Linked DNA regions of Homo sapiens: region 2 is linked to region 1. Evidence: chromatin loops called from intact Hi-C (ENCODE). Cell type or tissue: IMR-90. All regions are shown on one strand. Links, peaks and the distances in the headings refer to the core of each region. The heading gives the core; the rest is flanking DNA.

The links. A loop is a pair of places that touch in the nucleus more often than their neighbours do. Peaks named below come from ENCODE experiments on the same cell type or tissue, not always from the same donor. Only the 100,000 strongest peaks of a DNase experiment are listed, where the experiment ranks them.
Region 2: it touches region 1 in a loop (2.3-fold over the local background); 1 of 110 quality-filtered maps calls a loop at or near these places.

Annotation. Positions count from the first base shown.
Region 1 is chr15:87,876,376-87,879,293 of GRCh38, reverse strand. It overlaps NTRK3 (neurotrophic receptor tyrosine kinase 3), which reads left to right. Exons shown (of 20, transcript NM_001012338.3): 20 at 2,174-2,918. The coding sequence ends at 2,359. Among named protein-coding and RNA genes, the nearest start is that of MIR11181, 68 kb to the left of the region's middle. In IMR-90, for the core only: no CTCF peak of the experiment used is centred there; a DNase peak (open chromatin) is centred at 1,653.
Region 2 is chr15:87,608,431-87,611,348 of GRCh38, reverse strand. The region is part of intron 1 of LOC102724465 (a long non-coding RNA gene); the gene reads left to right. Among named protein-coding and RNA genes, the nearest start is that of LINC00052, 33 kb to the right of the region's middle. In IMR-90, for the core only: no CTCF peak of the experiment used is centred there; a DNase peak (open chromatin) is centred at 1,698.

The sequences.
Region 1 (2,918 bases), core at 259-2,758:
TTCTGTTTGCTGGGAAAATGTAAACACAAGACCCTTTTGGTATTGAAATCTTATTTGAATATTCAACAGAGTGTCTTTCTTCTTGGAAGCTATGTTTGTCTCTGCTCTCCTATGTCTTGACCACTTGATTAAGTGAATTACAAAGACTGAAAAGAAATTATTTTTTAAAACGTGTACTATCTCATGATTCACAAGCTCAGTGGGGCCTGACCACATTTCCCAAAGTAGAACAAAATATTTTAACAATCTTTTAAAATAATGAAAGTATATATACTAGAACCCATTTGTTATGGTGTTTAAGAAATTGTTACTGTTTTCGCAGGGGAGGAAGGGTTAGGAACACACACACACACACACACACACACACACACACACACACACACACACCATGCATGCACCTGAACACTGCCTCCTTGTAGTTTGGTGGCCCCAGTAAACAGAGGTTCTGGGCTGAGGTTGCTATTGGTCTTAACAGAAGACTCAGCATCTGTTCTTGAGCTGGCTCATAGCAGCTAACAGGGTGTTTGCAGTTTCTTCTAAGACTCACAGAGGCATTGGCCTTAAAGGCAGGCTTTCTGCCCTCAGCCACTTCCCCCACTCCACCCACCATAGCAGCCACATACTGACAGTCTCTGATCATCGGTTTCTCCATGGAAATCAACAAACCTGGATAGTCCAACATTAGAAGAGACACTCCCAGGTGCCTTTGATCTTGGCATTAGCAGCTGCTACTGTAGTTCGAACTGAATCCCTTTTCCTGGAGGTGAAGGTAATGGAGGGTGGAAATGGGTCTCTAATATGAATGGGGAATATAAGCAGCTGGAGACTTATCAGGCTGGTAAAGAAATGAGCCAAGGGGCCATCGTAAACTCCAGGGTGAATATAACCAGGCGGATGCTGACACAGTGATGGTTTGACCAGCCCTCCCAAAGTCAGCGTGACATGAGACAATACTGGAAACAAGGCACTGTTGAGCAGTGTAGGGACATGCAAAGGAGAAAAAAGACAGTGCTTTTACCTAATTAGATACAGACTAATGGTGGCAGAGAAGGGAAATAATATTTGTTCAGCTGCTGAGCTAGAGATTATTCTTTGTATTTTTATCATTATGACCAATCTTTAAATGCAGAAACTGAAGTTCGGGGTCAGTGACTTGACCAAAGTTATGCAGTGGTAGAGTTAGGGAGAAGTGAAAACCAACCTAAAAACTAGACAATGAAGCCTTGAAAATGCATATATTCAGTGTCAGTAAAGAATTATCTTTGAGGAATTGGAAATGCATTGCAAATTATACACTTGGGTCTCAAGTGGCCTGCTGGGGTTGGCCAGGCATGCATTACTTGTTTTCTTCCTACTCCTCCTTATGGCTTCTCCTTCAGTATGTTGGGCCATACAGTCCCTTTTCGTGGTCTCATTTCATCCTTACAACACTCCTGGGGGTGGTTAAGGCAGACATTTGATTCCATCTTACAGATGGACATGCTGAGATCCTGAGGTTAACAGACTTGAACTGGCCACCCAGAAGGCAGTGGTGAATCAAGCAGTTAGTCCTATTGTTAAGGACTTTAAGAGAAACTGGAAGCATGGTTTAGTGCAAGCAGCAGGGAAGGATGGGTCTTGCTGCAAAAGGGTCCTATGTAATGACTCAGAGGCAAGTGTGGTGACGTGCACAGAGTCTGCAACTGGGAGCCTGCCAGGAATGAGAGATAAGAGGAGATAGGCATGCAGGGGCCAGAGGGTGCAGAGCTCCTTCATGGCAGTTTCAAAGTGAGGCAGGCTCATGAAAGGGGGAGGGACAGGTCAGAAGCCCATGTCCACTATCAAGTGAAAAATGAATGCAGCTCAGTCATCCTGATGAGATTCAGGACTAGAGAAGAAAAGTGAGGTAAAAGAGAAGAGAGTATGGGGAGTCAATGGTCAATGTGGGCCTGGCCCAAGAAGTGGAGTATGAAGGGCAGCAGAGGACTCCACCAGCCACTGCTGCTCACTGCACTGTGCACCAGACAGACAAATATACCAGTGCTGTATACAGCCTAGCCTTTAGCTTGTGCTTGTGAGAGCCTCGGCTCTGCATAGAAACTAATCCGGGAAGTTGTTGCTTTTTGCCGAGTCTGAGCCACAGGACCAAGGCTGAGCTTTGGGTGTAACTTCCTTGTTCTTCTCACTCTTTCAGGTCATTGAGTGCATTACCCAAGGTCGTGTTTTGGAGCGGCCCCGAGTCTGCCCCAAAGAGGTGTACGATGTCATGCTGGGGTGCTGGCAGAGGGAACCACAGCAGCGGTTGAACATCAAGGAGATCTACAAAATCCTCCATGCTTTGGGGAAGGCCACCCCAATCTACCTGGACATTCTTGGCTAGTGGTGGCTGGTGGTCATGAATTCATACTCTGTTGCCTCCTCTCTCCCTGCCTCACATCTCCCTTCCACCTCACAACTCCTTCCATCCTTGACTGAAGCGAACATCTTCATATAAACTCAAGTGCCTGCTACACATACAACACTGAAAAAAGGAAAAAAAAAGAAAGAAAAAAAAACCCTGTAAGGCAGTTTGGCAAATATATATATATATATATATATTTATATATCTAACTATCTATCAATCTATATCTACAGAGAGTTACCTTCTCTAGTACACAGAGAAGCTGCTGATACAGAAAACCACAAGACTTTAACAACTCAGAAACTCTAAAATATTAATAATACAAAGGAAAATTCCCTTTGACTTAAGCTGTGGCCCATGCTTCTAATGCTACGGCTCTTTGGAGCAGAAGACCTGGACCATGCAGAGAGACAATCTTTGGGATGAGAGCTCTGGGACGGGAGGAGTTAAGGTGGTGCTCAGTCGCTGCTGTGTGTGTCTGTTACCCCGGAAGCTCACCACAGGCACATGTGGGGACTGCATGGCTGTGCTCAGCAAA
Region 2 (2,918 bases), core at 309-2,808, 270 kb after region 1:
AAAAGAAGAGAAATCAAAATTAGTGCCAAATTACTCTGCAGCCATTAGACAGGAAGGGTTACAGAACGTATTTCCTTCTAAGCATTTTGGGGAAAAAAATACAGTTTCCACTAATTCTAACTACTCCTCTCCCTCACTCAAATGGTTCTACCACCACCACCATTTGAAATGTGTACAGTCTTATTTGGAGTGCAAGCAGTTGGAATATCAATCAATTAATACATCATTTGATCAGCAAATATTAATGTTCCATATGAAACAGCAACAACAAACAAGAGTATAAGGCAGGGAACTTGCCCTCAGGGAACTTCTACAAATTTCTGAGAGATGCAAGATAGAAAATTAGAAGAGATGTCACAAGGCAAGACATGTATATTTAGTGCCATGCCATCACTGGGTTGATTACCTCTTGGTTACTTTTAACTTGATTTCCCCAAGCTCTTATTACTTTACTCTTTCTGCTCCCCCACTTCCTCCTCCCTTCCTTTTGTGTCTGGCAGTATCATTGGCTCCTCCCCATTCTCCTGTTAATATTGAACCATAGTGTCTTTCTACCACCTTCCATTCTACTCATGTAGCTGTTAAAGGTACACATACATCTCAAAGCTGTGGTGACAAATATGAGAAAATGAAATTGAAGGGCTGATTTCAAAAGAAATGAAGGCCAGAATAACCCAGAGTAAAAAAAAGGTCGTAGCATTAGGTCATAGCAGCCAGAAGCAGCCCATGCAGGAAAAAAAATCGTTGGAGCGCAAGGGTGGTTGAAAAGAGAACTTGAAATAAGCATTTATATTTATCTTTGTTAACGGCCGGAGAGTGCAAGGGTTCTGGAGAGGGCCAGCACTATCACTGCAATGTACGGAAGCTGAGTCACCATTTCGGCATAGGGATCGTTTTTTAAAACTGATAAGGAAGGGTTTGTGAATGACTTCTGTTTCTGAATCAGAATTAGAAATTAGAAAGGGTGCATAGTTATTACTATTCACATGGTAATAGCAATCACATATGCGTGGTAATTAGGTTGTCAATTTGGCATTAGCAGGTAAGAAAAAGGGTAAACTTGCTGGGGTGCGTTAGACTACAGTTGGGGCAACAGAAGCTGAATGTAGAGTACAAATCATTCCTGTGCCTCACTAGGGATGCCCCTGCCAAAGGGGAAGGGAAGCCCGGGCCTGACAGGCATGGGATCCTGGGACAAGGGCCACTCAGTCAGGACCCATCACACACCAAGAAGGCTCATTCCCAATCTCTTTCTCTCACTCACTCTCTCTGGCTCAACAGTGACCCCTCTTTTCAAATATATGTCTTCTTCCTGTTCCACTCTACTCTCTATAGCCCGGTTTCCTTGGTCTCCTCTTATTTTTCTGCTCTCATTCCCAATCTCTTTCTCTCTCACTCACTGTCTCCGGCTTGGTAGTGATCCCTATTTTTAAAAATGTGTTAAATATATGTTTTGCTGCAGTTCCACTTTCCTTTCTATAGCCTGGTTCCCTTGGTCTCCTCTTATTTTTCTGCTCTCTTAAATCTTCAGTACACACAGGGCGTTGCTTTTCTTGGTGCTGACTGCAGCTCTAATTCTACATAACCCTTGGACTAGCATCTCTGCAACTGGGTGGGTCAATTCCCCAGTGATCCAATCACAAATCCCCAGACAAATTTGCAGAGTCACAGCTTATGGAAAATTTAGGCTCTGAAGTCTGCTTGTGAGACAAAAAGTAGACTTGGCAAATCTCTTTAGAAGCACTTCACTGGAAACTGACACATTGCTTCTTAGTGAGTCAGATCCAGCTGTGTTATCCTCTAGTATTGGGCTAGCATGATTTCCTGAGTATGAGATGAAATTGTTAGTTTCCCTTTAGTAGGCAAAGTTTATGAAACACGGGCATTGTAAACAGGAGCAGGACCCTTAGCTTGGTGAGATGCCTGTATTCTCAGAGGTGCTTAGAAAACAACACAGACTTGGGGGGGAACAGTGTGTTCATATCAGCTATATCTCCTTAATGAATGGGATGGTGCTAGGAATCTCCTATGCAACTACAATTATTTTTCTTTTTCTGTGTCTCCCTCCACCTTAATGTACACATTTGCATACCTTAATGTGATGTGAGTCCACTCTAATGGACTCCATTTACTCAGGAGTCTACCTTGTGGCTGAGCAAAATGAAGGTGAGCGCTCAGAGGCCTGGCAGATGATTCAGCAGTGAATCAAAAAGGAGAGGTTCACAGACAGGTTGGAAATGGGGAGCAGCACCCCACATAAACCTCTTAGAATGATGCCAGGAGAGTTTTTATTAGGGGATAATGAAGTCTGACTTTGTGGATACCAAGTGACTACTAGCAGATAGATTCTTCTAAGGGTGATGAGTTGGGGGTGGGGGTGAGTGATTATCCTAATTGTTCTTATTCTTAAAACAGACTAAGAACGCTTATACCTGGCCTCTTTTCCACTCTCAAAAGCCAGTTTCTCAGAATTCAAACTAATAACTGTGTGTAAGTTTAGATAAGTAGAAGTCTCATGTAAGGCTATTCAGCACAGCAACTGTGAATCCAGATGCTGAGGTTGGATAGACCTGACTGCCACATGCGCTGTAATTTTAGACAAATTGTTTAACCTTTCAAAGCCTCAGATTTTCCACTATAAAGTGGGCATTGTTAAGACTTACCATCCAGTGGTCTTGCAAGGATTAAGTGAGATAATGCACAATTCCTGGCACATCATACATGACAGTATGCATCAGAGTTCATAGAAACTAATTTGAGCCTTGGCGTCTGTGATGGTCTTTGGAAAATAAGGAAGAGGACAGGAGACAGGCAGATGGTTCAGGAGACCGGGCAGGACAACGTTTGTGATGTGCTTCTCTGTGCAGTTTCACTGGCCCTGTGCTCAGAAGGTCTTATCAGGCAGGACATGCCATAAG